2 separate regions of the Homo sapiens genome follow, and region 1 is linked to region 2. A link is a loop called in an ENCODE intact Hi-C map of the cell type or tissue named here. Cell type or tissue: MCF 10A. All regions are shown on one strand. Each heading gives the region's core, and the rest is flanking DNA. Links, peaks and the distances in the headings are about the cores only. Region 1 overlaps EMB (embigin). Region 2 overlaps PARP8 (poly(ADP-ribose) polymerase family member 8).

Region 1 (8,285 bases), core at 1-8,000, 360 kb after region 2:
CAAAATGCAATATTTTGTTGTAAAGCATCTTAACTACACATATAAGTTTGCTGAACTTGAATACATCCCGGTAATGGCAAACTTCATTTTATTCTTGGTTTTCATTTTATTCTGGTCTCAGGGCCATACATTTATTTTAGTTTAATTAATTATTATTTTGACAACATTACTTGGGTAATATCTATATAATGGTAGATAACCAATCAGTTAGCTTAATTAATCTAAGCTATTTGAATTCAGGGAAATATTAGTCAAATCTGCTGTTTGACTAAATACAATTCAAAGCAGTGTATTTGTGACTTGGAATATAGAACACAAACAAATGTGTAACCCATCTGCAGTATGCATTCTTCCATTTTACCACCACTAACCATTGAGGCTCATACAATTTTCAAGCAACAAGCATTGCTTCCCAAAGGTAAAATAATCAGGAATATTTCTATAGTAAATGGAGTTTTTAATTGGCAATACTGTTTATTTTTTTCTAGCAAAGACAATTTATCTCAGTAACCTTAAATAGGAAAAGTACTCAAAAATTAAAGTTGACTTTTGGCTTTTTGTAGTCTCTCTGGAGGACTTCCAGAAAATTACCACTGTTGGATTTTAATCTGCTTCCATTAACCAATCTTACAGAGATGATAAATGAATTAACTAATATTGACCAAATATAAATTGACTGCAAATAATAAGCCGCATAAAAGTTGAAGTAGGAAAACTACTCCAAGTTTATATATTAGGCACCTTGGGGAATTCTCTTAGTCTTTCCAGCTAACAAGGATTTTCAGCATAATAAGTAGATTTAATGATGGCATAAAATTCCCAGATACTTTCATATACATTTTTTGCCAAAGTGTAAATCTTCTCCTTTTGCAGTCTTTTTGTTATTATCCCAACATCTAGCTGCTCAGGCCCTAATTTAGAACTCATTCTGATATTTTCTTCTTCTGTATTAATTAATACTTATGGGTCATGAATCCCTGCTCCTTTGACCTTTTTAATAGCTCATGAATCCATCCCATTGCCTCCCCAACTCTGCCCACACCTGCTGCAACACTAATGCCTTGATTTTCCTACCTCAGTCTCCTTTTCTATTAATCCCTCTTTTGCGTGGCTGCCTGAGTCCACTTTCTCAAACACAAACCTCACTATGCAACTTTGGAATCTCTGTAGGCTCACCTTTGCCATTTCTTAATATTGCATTCTCCAAATTGCTAATCTCTATCCAGTCTCTTGAACTAGACTTGGCACATGGAGATTCCGCTCAGAAAGTGCTCTTCACACTTCTACCTGCTTGACTAACCCCAGATTATCTTTCAAGACTTTAATCTGATCTTGTGTCTTAGAGAAGCCCCCATACCTGGTAGAGCATGTACCATCTTACATGCTTAAATAACTCCACATTTATTTGTGTTTATTACTCTGTGTTATAAATATACATTTGTTGGTCTCTCTCTTGGATTATTTTGTTTCTTTGTCCTGTAACTACCACTGAAAGGGTGCAATACAGCTTTCTTGAAATGTGTATTGAACGGATGAATGTATAAATAAAAATTAAATTTTGTAAATTTCTGCTTATTCTTAGAAAAAGAATCTAAATTGTGACAAATCAGAATTGAAAAAAGTATTCTAATAAAGAAAAACAAGCTTTTATAACTTCAGTATTTGCTTCTTTTACTTTGAAAAACACATAGAATAGTATAAAGGTCCAGTCATATTTTCTGTAATAGTGAATTAGTGTCTTGTGAGCAAAATGAGTTCTAATTCCTAAACTATTACACAGATTACGTTGCTTTCAACTTATTTAAATTTCCCTTGTTCTTCATGTTTCATGGACAGTACAAATGCAAACCTTATTTTTATCCTTTATTCTAATAACATAATGCATTGATTTTAAATGTAAAGAATTTTAGGCTGCATGGTGGCTCACATCTATAATCTCAGAACTTTGGGAGGCCAAGGAGGATGGATCACATGAGGATAGGAACTTGAGAACAGCCTGGGCAACATAGTAAGACCCTGTCTCTACTAAAAATAAAAAAGAAATTAGCCAGGCATGGTACTTGCCTGTAGTTCCAGCTACTTGGGTGGCTGAGGCGGGAGGATTACTTGAGCCCAGGAGTTTGATGCTGCACTGAGCTATGATTGCCACTGCACTTCAGCCCGGGAGACAGAGGAAGACTCTGTATCTGTTCCCCCCAAAATTTAGTGATTGTATTTCTTTACATCATACTGTAGAGAGTTGATGTTTGTGTTCACTCCACTAACCTCATTCCACTTTCCCCTGCCAGTATACTTCAGAATATCTCAGATCCAATTCAAAATTTAATCTTAAAAGGTATAATTATTTTCACAGTTTCATAGTTTAGTTTTGATCACTGAAAGCATTTCTTTCATTTTGTCTAATCGAACAAATTTATGCAAAGAATTGGGGACTTATTCCTCATTAGTATTGTTCATCTATAGGTGGAAATAAGTTCAAGTATGTGTTGCAGTATTAATTAAAGGCAAAGTGACCTACTTGTACTATATTCTGAATAAATACTTATTGAATGAATGAAAAATAGAAGAGTGACTCAATTATTTTAGAATCTTAAGTTATACAGATTTATGTAATGTCTATTTTGATTTTTATTAATTAACCATGAATTTATCCTACTCTAGTATTGAGAAAAAGAAAATGGAACTATAGACCCTTCTTTCATATGATACTTAGGAATGTATCTGCACTGTATCCAGAAAGTCAGTTACATGCCCTGTTTACCAATTGAATTCTGCTTCACTAAGGATAATAATAACTGACATTGAGTGCATGGCATATGATGGGCACTGTGCAAATTGCTTTGACATGTTTTGTTCATTTAATCCACACAATGGTCCTATGCTATAAAAACAGTTAATATCTACTTTTTTAATAGATGAGGAAACTGCAGCTTAGAGAGATTAGGTAAGCTGCCTTAAGTCACCCTGCCTGTAAGTGTTTAGAGCTGAGATTCACATTCACGGAGTCCTCCTGAAGAACCTAGGATTAACCACCACGTTGAACAGCTTTGGCCTGCAAGTTACATGCTTCTTAGAAAATGAGGCTATTATCTATAATCTGTATTTTTTAATATCAATTTTATTCCTTTCAACTGGTCAGTTATATCATAAATTCCATGGAATTTTTATGGAATCCATGCTTTGCCACTCTTGTATCCCTATAGTGGTGCTGGGGAATCAAGACACATTTATTTGCCTTAGCACTCTTTCTTTCTTTCTTTTTTTTTTTTTTTTTTTGTAATTTTACTTATAAATTGGGAGGGTGGCCATAAAATTTATCATCCAACCACTGAAAGTGAAAGAAGGTGCTATTTATGATTTCCCCAGGACAACAGGCAGAAAATAGTCTCTGGTCGTACATTTAGCCTGCAGAGAGAATTTAAGTACATTATGGATAGTCTGCCATAGACACAGCAGTAGCATCTGCAACAAGTAAATGATAAACAAAAATCAACTTTCAGGGAAATAGCCATTTTTAGTAGTAAACATAGGGAAATAGCCATTTTAAGTAAATGTCAGGAGAGTCTCACTATAAACTGCCTATAATGAGACAGTTTAGTAAGCTTAAAGTTTTATTAATTTCCAAAAGCATCTAATAGGTTGAGATTTATTGGCATTCAAAAGTATGATTCACAGATTGTAAGAGAAGCTGGCAAAGAAAGTCATGTTTTTGCTGGCCTATGGAATGCACTCGAGAATTCTTTGGGCTTGCATATCTTCTGATTCATGTGTCATAATAATAATGTCTGTGTGATTCTCAGTGAATCATGAATGTGTGATTGTGCTTTTATGATAAAATTTTCTTATGAAGTCAGTGAAAATAATTCATGAATAATGTTGTCAAAATTACTTTTAATCACAAGATTAACCTGCAACAACTATGTATATTATTTTTATGTGTTGGCTTATTATGTTCAAAAACTTTGTTTATAAAAACTGATTTTGCTATTTAATTTTTAATTTACTTTAGAAAATAATGTAGCACAATGTTAGATTTATTACATATGTAACAATACTATTTAATGCTGCAAAATCATAGCACATGTTTGTAACTATCACATTTTATTAACTGTCTTTGTACTTTTAAAGAAAGAAATATGATCATAATCTTTAGTTTTATTTAAATCAAGGATCATGGATTTATTTTGACATACTTTCTAATAATTATAATTTTTTCCTTTGTAAGCATATGTGCCTAAATTCTCATTGAGGGCTTTCTGTACTGTGTAAATAGCACAGAAAATGTCTATATAGGAATGTTTAAAAAATATTTTCTGTTGCATGTAACTGAAAAGATACATCTAATATGCAATTAAATTGAATAAAATAGTACTTAGTGAATTAAAAAGTTAAGTATTGAAAAACATTGTCATGCTTTTTATTTTTAATAGTGGTTTAAAAGAGAATATAAAGGCACTAAACAGAAAACACTAGTTTTTTTTTTCTTTGTGTATACTCACAAATAATTTAAATCATGTTGAACAATATGTCCTTCTCAAGCCCAGTGAAAAAGTGCACCTAGAGCTGGGACTCTAGTTTAACACATCGAACCAAAAGTCTTTCAGAAAGGAATTTTCAAAGTGTCCCAAAATATATTTGAACAATTTAAAAGGCAGTAGCGAACTTCATAAAAATAGATATTTTAAGTTAAAATGATGCAGAGAACAAATTTTCTTGTTGTTCTGGGTAAATTTTTTTCATTATATTTTAAGTTCTGAGGTACATGTGCAGAATGTGCAGGTTTGTTACATAGGTATACACGTGCCATGGTGGTTTGCTGCACCCATCAACCTATCATATACGTTGGGTATTTCTGCTAATGCTATCTGTCCCCTAGCTCCCACTCCGCAACAGGCCCCGGTGTGTGATATTCCCCTCCCTGTGTCCATATGTTCTCATTGTTCAATTCCCACTTATGAGTGAGAACGTGCCGGTGTTTGGTTTTCTGTTCTTGTGATAGTTTGCTGAGAATGATGGTTTCCAGTGTCATCCATGTCCCTGCAAAGGATATAAACTCATCCATTTTTATGGCTGTATAGTATTCTATGGTGTATATGTGCCACATTTTCTTTATCCAGTCTATCATTGATGGGCATTTAGGTTGCTTCCAAGTCTTTGTTATTCTGAACAGTGCCACAATAAACATACGTGTGCATGTGTCTTTACAGTAGAATGATTTATAATCCTTTGGGTATATACCCAGTAATGGGATTGCTGGGTCAAATGGTATTTCTAGTTCTAGATCCCTGAGGAATCGCCACACTGTCTTCCACAAGTAATTTACACTCCCCCAACAGTGTAAAAGCATTCCTGTTTCTCCACATCCTCTCCAGAATCTGTTGTTTCCTGACTTTTTAATGATCACCATTCTAACTGACGTGAGGTGGTATCTCATTGTGGTTTTGATTTGCATTTCTCTGATGACCAGTGATGATGAGCATTTTTTTAATGTGTCTGTTGGCTGCATAAATGTCTTCTTTTGAGAAGTGTCTGTTAATATCCTTGGCCCACTTTTTGATGGGGTTGTTTTTTTTCTTGTAAATTTGTTGAAATTCTTTGTGGATCCTGGATATTAGCCCTTTGCCAGATAGATAGATTGCAAAAATTTTCTCCCATTCTGTAGGTTGCCTGTTCACTCTGATAATAGTTTCTTTTGCTGTGAAGAAGCTCTTTAGTTTAATTAGATCCCATTTGTCAATTTTGGCTTTTGTTGCCATTGCTTTTGGTGTTTTAGTCATGAAATCTTTGCCCATGCCTATATCCTGAATGGTATTGCCTAGGTTTTCTTCTAGGGCTTTTATGGTTTTAGGTCTAACATATGAGTCCTTAATCCATTTTGAATTAATTTTTATGTAAGACGTAAGGAAGGAATCCAGTTTCAGCTTTCTACATATGGCTAGACAGTTTTCCCAGCACCATTTATTAAATAGGGAATCCTTTCCCCAGTACTTGTTTTTGTCAGGTTTGTCAAAGATCAGATGATTGTAGATAACGCGGCATTATTTCTGAGGCCTCTGTTCTGTTCCATTGGTCTATCTCTCTGTTTTGGTACCAGTCCCATGCTGTTTTGGTTACTGTAGCCTTGTAGTATAGTTTGAAGTCAAGTAGCATGATGCCTCCAGCTTTGTTCTTTTTGCTTAGGATTGGCTTGGCTCTGTGGGCTCCTTTTTGATTCCACAAGAAATTTAAAGTAGTTTTTTCCAATTCTGTGAGAAAGTCAATGGTAGCTTGATGGGGACAGCATTGATGTCTCAATTACCTTGGGCAGTATGGCCATTCTCATGATATTGATTCTTCCTATCCATGAAAATGGAATGTTTTTCCATTTGTTTGTGTCCACTCTTATTTCCTTGAGCAGTGGTTTGTAGTTCTCCTTGAAGAGGTCCTTCACATCCCTTATAAGTTGGATTCCTAGGTATTTCATTCCCTTTGTAGCAATTGTGAATGGGAGTTCACTCATGATTTGGCTCTCTGTTGGTCTGTAATTAGTGTATAGGAATGCTTGTGATTTTTGCACATTGATTTTGTATCCTCAGCCTTTGCTGAAGTTGCTTATCAGCTTAAGGAGATTTTGGGCTGAGACAATAGGGCTTTCTAAATATACAATCATGTAATCTGCAAACAGAGACAATTTGACTTCCTCTTTTCCTAATTGAATACCCTTTTTTCTTTCTCTTGCCTGATTGCCGTGGCCAGATCTTCCAATACTATGTTGAATAGGAGTGGTGAGAGAGGGCATTCTTTTCTTGTGCCAGTTTTCAAAGGGAATGCTTCCAGTTTTTGCCCATTCAGTATGATCTTGGCTGTGGGTTTGCATAAATAGCTCTTATTATTTGTAGATATGTTCCATCAGTACCTAGTTTATTGAGAGTTTTTAGCATGAAGGGGTGTTGAATTTTGTTGAAGACCTTTTCTGCATCTATTGAGATAATCATGTGGTTTTTATCATTGATTCTGTTTATGTGATGGATTGTGTTTATTAATTTGCATATGTTGAACCAGCCTTGCATCCCAGGGATGAAGCCGACTTGATCGTGGTGCTTTTTGATGTGCTGCTGGATTCGGTTTGTCAGTATTTTATTGAGGATTTTCGCATAGATGTTCATCGGGGATATTGGCCTGAAATTTTCTTTTTTGTTGTGTCTCTGCCAGGTTTTGGTATCAGGATGATGCTGGCCTCATAAAATGAGTTAGGGAGGATTCTTTCTTTTTCTATTGTTTGGAATAGTTTCAGAAGGAATGCTACCAGTTCCTCTTTGTACCTCTGGTAGAATTTGGCTGTGAATCTGTCTGGTCCTGGGCTTTTTTTGGTTGGTAAGCTATTAATTATTGTGTCAATTTCAGAACCTGTTATTGGTCTATTCAGAGATTCAACTTCTTCCTGGTTTAGTCTTGGGAGGGTGTATGTGTCGAGGAATTTATCAATTTCTTCTAGATTTTCTAGTTTATTTGCATAGAGGTGTGTATAGTATTCTCTGATGGTAGCTTGTATTTCTTTGGGATTGGTGGTGGTATCCCCTTTATCATTTTCTATTGCATCTATTTGATTCTTCTCTCTTTTCTTCTTTATTGGTCTTGCTAGCAGTCTATCAATTTTGTTGATCTTTTCAAAAAACCAGCTCCTGGATTCATTGCTTTTTTTTTGAAGGGTTTTTCTTGTCTCTCCTTCAGTTCTGCTCTGATCTTAGTTATTTCTCGTCTTCTGCTAGCTTTTGAATTTGTTTGCTCTTGGTTCTCTAGTTCTTTTGATTGTGATGTCAGGGTGTCAATTTTAGATCTTTCCTGCTTTCTGTCATGGGCATTTAGTGCTATAAATTTCCCTCTCCACACCGCTTTAAATGTGTCCCAGAGATTCTGGTACGTTGTGTCTTTGTTGTCATTGGTTTCAAAGAACATACTTATTTCTGCCTTCATTTTGTTATTTATCCAGTAGTCATTCAGGAGTAGGTTGTACAGTTTCCATGTAATTGTGGGGTTTTTAGTGAGTTTCTTAATCCTGAGTTCTAGTTTGATTGCACTGTGGTCTGAGAGACTGTTTGTTATGATTTCTGTTATTTTGCATTTGCTGAGGAGTGTTTGACTTCCAATTTTGTGGTCAATTTTAGAATAATTGCGATGTAGTGTTGAGAAGAATGTATATTCTGTTGATTTGGGTGGAGAGTTCTGTAGATATCTATTAGGTCAGCTTGGTCCAGAGCTTGGTTGAAGTCCTGGATATCCTTGTTAATTTTCTGTCTCATTGATCT
Region 2 (8,351 bases), core at 306-8,305:
AAAACTGGCACAAGACAGGGATGCCCTCTCTCACCACTCCTATTCAACATAGTGTTGGAAGTTCTGGCCAGGGCAATCAAGCAGGAGAAAGAAATAAAGGGTATTCAATTAGCAAAAGAGGAAGTCAAATTGTCCCTGTTTGCAGATGACATGGTTGTATATTTAGAAAACCCCATCGTCTCAGCCCAAAATCTCCCTAAGCTGATAAGCAACTTCAGCAAAGTCTCAGGATACAAAATCAATGCACAAAAATCACAAGCATTCTTATACACCAATAACAGACAAACAGAGAGCCAAATCATGAGTGAACTCCCATTCATAATTGCTTCAAAGAGAATAAAATACCTAGGAATCCAACTTACAAGGGATGTGAAGGACCTCTTCAAGGAGAACTACAAACCACTGCTGAACAAAATAAAAGAGGATACAAACAAATGGAAGAACATTCCATGCTCATGGATAGGAAGAATCAATATCGTGAAAATGGCCATATTGCCCAAGGTAATTTATAGATTGAATGCCATCCCCATCAAGCTACCAATGACTTTCTTCACAGAATTGGAAAAAACTACTTTAAAGTTCATATGGAACCAAAAAACAGCCTGCATTGCCAAGTCAATCCGAAGCAAAAAGAGCAAAGCTGGAGGCATCAAACTACCTGACTTCAAACTATACTATAAGGCTACAGCAACCAAAACAGTATGGTACTGGTACCAAAACAGAGATATAGACCAATGGAACAATACAGAGCCCTCAGAAATAATACCACACATCTACAACCATCTGAGCTTTGACAAACCTGACAAAAGTGAGAAATGGGGAAAGGATTCCCTATTTAACAAATGGTGCTGGGAAAACTGGCTAGCCATATGTGGAAAGCTGAAACTGGATCCTTTCCTTACACCTTATATAAAAATTAATTCAAGATGGATTAAAGACTTAAATGTTAGACCTAACACCATAAAAACCCTAGAAGAAAATCTAGGCAATATCATTCAGGACATAGACATGGGCAAGGACTTCATGTCTAAAACACCAAAAGCAATGGCAACAAAAGACAAGATTGGCAAATGGGATCTAATTAAACTAAAGAGCTTCTGCACAGCAAAAGAAACTACCATCAGAGTGAACAGGCAGCCTACAGAATGGGAGAAAATGTTTGCAATCTACTCATCTGACAAAGGGCTAATACCCAGAATCTACAAAGAACTCCAACAAATGTACAAGAAAAAAACAACCCCATCAAAAAGTGGGCGAAGGATATGAACAGACACTTCTCAAAAGAAGACATTTATGCAGCCAACAGACACATGAAAAAATGCTCATCATCACTGGCCATCAGAGAAATGCAAATCAAAACCACAATGAGATACCATCTCACACCACTTAGAATGGCGATCATTAAAAAGTCAGGAAACAACAGGTGCTGGAGAGGATGTGGAGAAATAGGAACACTTTTACACTGTTGGTGGGACTGTAAACTAGTTCAACCATTGTGGAAGATAGTGTGGCAATTCCTCAGGGATCTAGAACTAGAAATACCACTTGACCCAGCCATCCCATTACTGGGTATATACCCAAAGGATTATAAATCATGCTGCTATAAAGACACATGCATACGTACGTTTATTGCAGCACTATTCACAATAGCAAAGACTTGGAACCAACCCAAATGTCCATCAATGATAGACTGGATTAAGAAAATGTGGCACATATACACCATGGAATACCATGCAGCCATAAAAAATGATGAGTTCATGTCCTTTGTAGGGACATGGATGAAGCTGGAAACCATCATTCTCAGCAAACTATCGCAAGGACAAAAAACCAAACACCACATGTTCTCACTCATAGGTGGGAATTGAACAATGAGAACACATGGGCACAGGAAAGGGAACATCACACACTGGGGCCTGTTGTGGGGTGGGAGGCTGGGGGGAGGGATAGCATTAGGAGATATACCTAATGTAAATGATGAGTTAATGGGTGCAGCACACCAACATGGCACATGTATACATATGTAACAAACCTGCACGTTGTGCACATGTACCCTAGAACTTAAAGTATAATAAAATATATATATATGTGTGTGTGTGTGTGTGTGTGTGTGTGTGTATATATATATATATATATATATATATATATATATGAATGTTTTCAAACTCAAATTCCTTCACTGGAATTCTCCATCTTGACTTCTAAGCTCTTTTTTTTTTTTCTGAAAACCTCTGGGGACAGTTAGATTTTTAATGTGTATGTTTTATAGAGGACCTACAGATCTTTGTTAAGGCTGTTAACAGCAAGATATTTTCTCTTCACTTCTCTAACACTATGCAAAGCATTACCAGAACTTTCATGAACACTTGAGACTTGGGGAGAGATGAATAGAACTGTGCAAAAGTATTTCTTAAACTGTTGCTTTTATTCTGCTCCAAATACAGCACCATTTAAGTCAAGTCATTCCATCCCTCACTGATGTAACTTAAGATAAATAATAATTATAACTCTAAAAAAATTATATTGATTTCATGTTACATTCTGGATATTTTTGCTGAATTTTCTACATAATTTCACCTCATCCCCTATAGCAGTCAATTATTATCCCTATTTTAAATACTAGGAAACTAAGGCTCAGAGAAATTAAATACTATTAATTAACTAACTATACACTAGTAAGTGGTAAAACTTGAATCTGCCTGAATCCAAAAATCAATGATTTGTCACTATACCATGTCCTTTTTCAAATATGGAAAGTATTGTCACTAAAAAGTTGCAATGTCTTATAAAATATAAATGTTTATTAGGTATAAAAACAATTATATTTTTGGGGCTATAATTTGATATAGACTGTATAGTATTCTAATTCTCACTTAAGAGGTTTATTCACAGGCTATACCTAATGCTCAAGTATATCATGTAGGTCAAGACTCTTTAGACTCACAGGTGCCAGAGGATCCAGAAAGTATCCCTTCATTCCTCTACTAGGGATAAGAGAGTCCACTCCCAACAGTAGGTAAGCCTTTCTAATTAAAAGTGGAAAGAGAAAATTAAAGAACTCTGCCATTATAGTAGAGCCAACCTGTGACTTGTAATATACACAACTATTGTGTAATTCATTCTCTGACATTAAAAAAAAAACTGTCTTCAAAATAAAATCTACAAAGAAGTACAAGTAAATCACAAGGCCTCTCTATTTCTTCACTTAATCATGAACAGTCAACATATCATTTAGTATTTCATTTATATACATGCTATTATATATGCTGACTCAACAAAGGCCCTCTAAATTTTCATTTCACTAAAAGTATGAAATAAATTTCAATAGATGGTACAAGTTAATTAATAGATCACAATTATAAAAGGACAAATCTGTTCCTAGGGACATAAGCTAGAATGATGTAATCTTGACTTTGGAGGATAATACTGATATATTTTCATAGAGCAAAGAAAATTTCATATGTTCAAACTTAGATGATTACTTAATAACTGATCCAAATAATCCAGGAAAAGTAGGCAGAGGGGAAGCCTAAGGTATATTATTAGAAAGAATTCATAAATGTAGTATCAAGATTACTGCATTTAGAAATTGAATGCAACATTAAAGAGAGCTATTTGTTTGAAAGAATCTTTTAAATGGCTAAACTATTTGGAAGACAAACCAACGGACGGAAGAACAAGAACAAATATGAACAATAAAAATGGGCCAGGAGAAATAACCAGAGACATGGAAGAATTTTACAATTACGGACCAAATACTATACTTTTGCTAAAAAGTTTGGACATTTCACCAACATAGAAACTTTCAGTAAGAAGACATATTTTAAAATGACTAAGAAACAGAAAAACAGAAGAGATAATAATCATGGCAGAAAAATAAGACAACTGACCCAGAACCATCCCTAAAAAGCTCAGACAGATTTGTTTGCAAGTTCTAGCAAATGCTCAAAGAGTTGTTTAATTCATTCAGCAACTTAAGGTCTTTAATGCTAAAGTATATGACAAAACACATAATTCTCATAGCTCAACATTGAGTTATTTGCTAATACAATTTGTTACTTTATTGTTTAAAGGAAAAAGTAGATATGACACCTCAACAGATGCCAAACAATAGTTTGATAAAGATTTAATATTCATTTTTTTTAAAAAAAAGCTTGGTAAATGAGAAAAAGAGTAATTTCCTTTCTGAAAACAACTGGAAGCATGCTCACTAATTTTGAAAAAAGGGACAAAGCTGCCAACTTTCATATCTATTATTAAAAATTATTCCAGTGCCAACAAGAACAGGTATAAATGTTGGAAAGGAAGAACAAACACGTAAGTTATAAAACAAGATGTCTACCTAAAAAGTCAAGCATATTAACCAACAACTCTTAGTACAAATAAATGTGGATTAAAATTTAATAATGGGGAAAACATTATCATATTAATTTCACTGTGAAGAAAGCTCCATAAAAATACTAACACTACTTCCCCAGAGGCAACGGGAATCAGAACTGAATTACAGACTTGATTTTATCACCAAACTACATGTTTTGGGAAAATGTTATTTAATACTTACCATCTCTCAGCACACTTCTCTAAGTATGAATTTATATTATAAACTGCCCTGTTCTGCCTTTCCTACAGACCGGCATTGAGAATCAAATGAAATTATGTATGTGCAAATACTTGGTATACTGCGCACTGGACAGTGTATTTTGATATACTGGTTACATCAGCCAACTGAAAATTCTGCCCCGGTATTTAAACCAGAATGCACTAATCTCCGTCTTCTGTGATCATATTTTATTGCAGCATAACAACCTACTTTCACCAAACAGATTAAATATATATACTTACACTCCTTCCTTTTGGAAATTAAGTTATATTGAAAATTCATTGCAAACTTGCTCCAGTTAGAGAATTCAGTAAAAAGAGCACAAATGATAATCAATACTTTTTTTAGAATTTCAATGTTTGTATATTGGCATTTCCAGGTGGGGCTCCCGTAAAGTGTGAAAAAGCCCAAGTAATACCTCTTGGCCACAAGAGGGAGCTAAACACTTGGCCCACTTGGTTTACTAAAGGCATCTTCTACCATACATCCTGTGCTACAGATTAATTCACTTAGTGTCTTCAACCTGGGCTTTAATTTGTACTATTATTTCTATTACCTTGACTTAAAGTCCTGTACTTCTCATGGCTGACATCTCTATGATCTGACTCAGATGAGAAGCACATTAATTTTTGTATTTACAATAAATAGTGGGGCTTTTATTTCATAACATACTTGGCAAACATAGCATCAAAAACATGCTACACTATCAGACAGGGCTGACTGCATAACCATCTATAAAAAGTATTTTTCTTATAAATACTTCTTGTATTGGTTCTTCCAGTAAAATTTCTCTAGAACACTTTTTGTATTACTATTAAAAATAGGCATAGCCTTAATGAATAACTTCATTGTATAACTGTACAATAGTTTTATAGAATACTATTCTTAAAACATATGGAGAGCATAGCAAAATAATTGTAAGGAAGTTTGTGATTTAAGAAAGTATTTTCAAATGTAACGATCTTATAAAATGGTTAAATGCTTAATGCAAACTGCCGCAGAAAATACTTAAATGCTAAACAAGTAAGTTTTACATTATCTCCATACCAAACTATGAACTAATTACTATTTTTTAATACTAAAAAGAAAAAATAGATACACACACACACTTAGAAAACTGACTGAAACAAATAAATGTTACCTATTATTTTTACATTATGAAAGGCCAAATGATGTTCAAAACTAACAATTAGACCATTGATCTCTTTATTTTAATTGTAATGATGTAAATGCACAGGCTGGAACTATCATAGGGATCTTTAAAGAACTTTTCATTGGGAAATTATTTTGATTCTGCACTGTGTCTCAGAGTAAGACATGTACTTTGCAGGCAGTAAGCAGAATTCTTCTATAGCTTTAAGGCTTCCTCTACCAGTGTTTCACCCCTCAATATATTTATATGCGTTTTACATCTCCAGAAGAAAAAAATATTCAAAGGAACCCTGATACGAATATCTGTAATAAAACAAGAAAAGCATACCTGGGTAATCTTCAGATACATGTACTGAGTAGGATACACTGTTAAAACAAACAAACAAAAAAGGCTCAAGTTATTGCTAAGGTAGACAGGCTTTTATAAAAAAAAGACAAACCAAACCCATGTTACCCATTCAGTTATAAAGATGTAAGTATAAACAGGAAACTTCCAAAACAGATTAGAAAACCACTTTTATATCCGCCATAAGAAACACAGGTTTTTAAAATATACTTTCCATTAGTCTAAATGGGTCTTAGTCTAACAGTTTTGAAATATCTTTCTCCCAACAGGGATATTTCTTTTAGTATAGACAGGTCTTTTATTTCAACAAGGTCTATTTTTCCTATTATATGATCATTTGTTTTCTTTGCTCAGATTTCATCAAATCATCTTTTCTTACCAAAAAAGTATTTCTCTTATTTAGTACAGCACCCAAGAATTTAAACATTTTAATAGTTTCCCCAAAATATGAAGTACTTTTGATAATGTTGGTTTTTTTCTAAAAGAATTAACAAAATATAATGGAAGTATAAGTAATATTATCAATCTTTCATCATGCACGCACACACACGTATATATAAATAAACTTTATTCTATTTTCATAAGGATTGAGTTGTTTCAAAATAATTTTTAAATTATATTTTAACAATTGCACAACTCACTTCTCAGTAACCCTGCTGCCTCTATGTACTTACCTCATATGACATACGAAAATTGAACATATTTATCTGTTCATTTTTTATCTCTGTCAACTAGATAGCAAGCCCCATGAGGTTAAGATCTACGTCTATTTATATTTGCAGTGTCATCATTTACTTTGGTGCATGACACACAGCACATGTTTAACATTAGCTATCTGACTGCATCAGTGAAGCTGCCACCTGCCACAGAAAAGTCAAATTTTAGTTTGTGTTCAGCCAATTATCTGCCTGTTAAGACAAAAAAAACTAATTCTCTTTAAAGGAACATATAGAAGACAGAATCTACTCAAAGCATCATTCACAGGGTGAATCCAATATAATCAGAAATCACTTAATATATGTACAAACAGAAAAATGTAACCTATTTTCAAGAGAAAAGAAGATCCAAGTGTTGGGATTAGCCCACCATAATGTTAAAACAGTTATCATAAGTATACTTAAGGATGTAAAGGAAAAACCAATCTGAAGAAGACAGAAACAAACAAAAACAGACTATCAGTGACTTATGGGGCACTAGCAAAAGAGCAAACATTTGTATATTAGAGTTTTAGAAGGCTGAAGAAAGAAAGAATAATGCAGAAAATATCAAGAAGAGCTAAAAATTTCCCAATTTGAGTGAAAGACAAAGATGTGTTGAATAAAGAAGCTCAGAAAATCTGAAACAGGAAAGCACAAAGCAAATTACACCTAGGTACATGCAGTCAAACTGCTGAAAACCAAATGTAAGGAAACATTCTAAAAGAAGTCAGAGAAAAATAAAACGACATATTACACACAAGGAAACAGTGATAAGAACCAATGTTGACTTTTGGGGAGGGGAGGAGACAACTGTTCAGCCAGAATTCTCTATTCAGCCCATATATTATATATACAGATCCACCAAAAACAAAGGAAAAATAAAACAACTTTCAGATAAAAGAAAATTGTGAAAATTGGTCCCCAGCAGACCTGCAGTATAAGAAGTCTTAAACAAAGCTCTTCTGGATGAATAATACCAGACGGAAAGTCAAAAGAATGAAAAGCACCGAAAACTGTAAATATAAAACACTATTTTTTTAATGCTTTAAAAATACATTCGACTGTTAAAAAGTAAAATTATAGCACTTCACACACATATGATTACAGCGTTGTAACAGGGAGGGGTAGGATGGTCTTAAACAGTTGCAAGGTCCTTGCATATTATGTAAAATGAAGTTGCAAAATCCTTACATATGATGTAAAATGATATATTAACCCTAAATAATAACTATCAGAAAAGGAAATATCCCTATAGCATGTACACACACACACACACACAAACTGCTTAAAAAGCTAATAGATAAATTACACAATAATTCTAAAAATCATTTTGGATCATTTAATCCAAAAGAAAGCAGGAAAGGAGGAACAAAAAACAGAAGGAACAAATAGAAAACAAAAAGTAAATAGAGCCTGAATCTAATCATATCAATAACTTCATTGAATGTTAATGGAACAAGACACACTGAATAAAAGGAAAAGATTACCAGAATGGATAAAAAAGCAAGGTCTATACTAAAAATACAAAAAAAATTAGCCGGGCGCGGTGGCAGGCGCC

The links. Peaks named below come from ENCODE experiments on the same cell type or tissue, not always from the same donor. Only the 100,000 strongest peaks of a DNase experiment are listed, where the experiment ranks them.
Region 1: it touches region 2 in a loop (22-fold over the local background); 2 of 110 quality-filtered maps call a loop at or near these places.

The regions. Positions count from the first base shown.
Region 1 is chr5:50,389,565-50,397,849 of GRCh38, reverse strand. EMB (embigin) reads left to right here. Exons shown (of 9, transcript NM_198449.3): 9 at 1-1,658. Among named protein-coding and RNA genes, the nearest start is that of EMB, 48 kb to the left of the region's middle. In MCF 10A, for the core only: no CTCF peak of the experiment used is centred there; a DNase peak (open chromatin) is centred at 3,719.
Region 2 is chr5:50,747,915-50,756,265 of GRCh38, reverse strand. It overlaps PARP8 (poly(ADP-ribose) polymerase family member 8), which reads right to left. Exons shown (of 26, transcript NM_024615.4): 3 at 6,078-6,115. Among named protein-coding and RNA genes, the nearest start is that of PARP8, 85 kb to the right of the region's middle. In MCF 10A, for the core only: a CTCF peak has its summit at 5,037 (motif pointing right); a DNase peak (open chromatin) is centred at 5,035.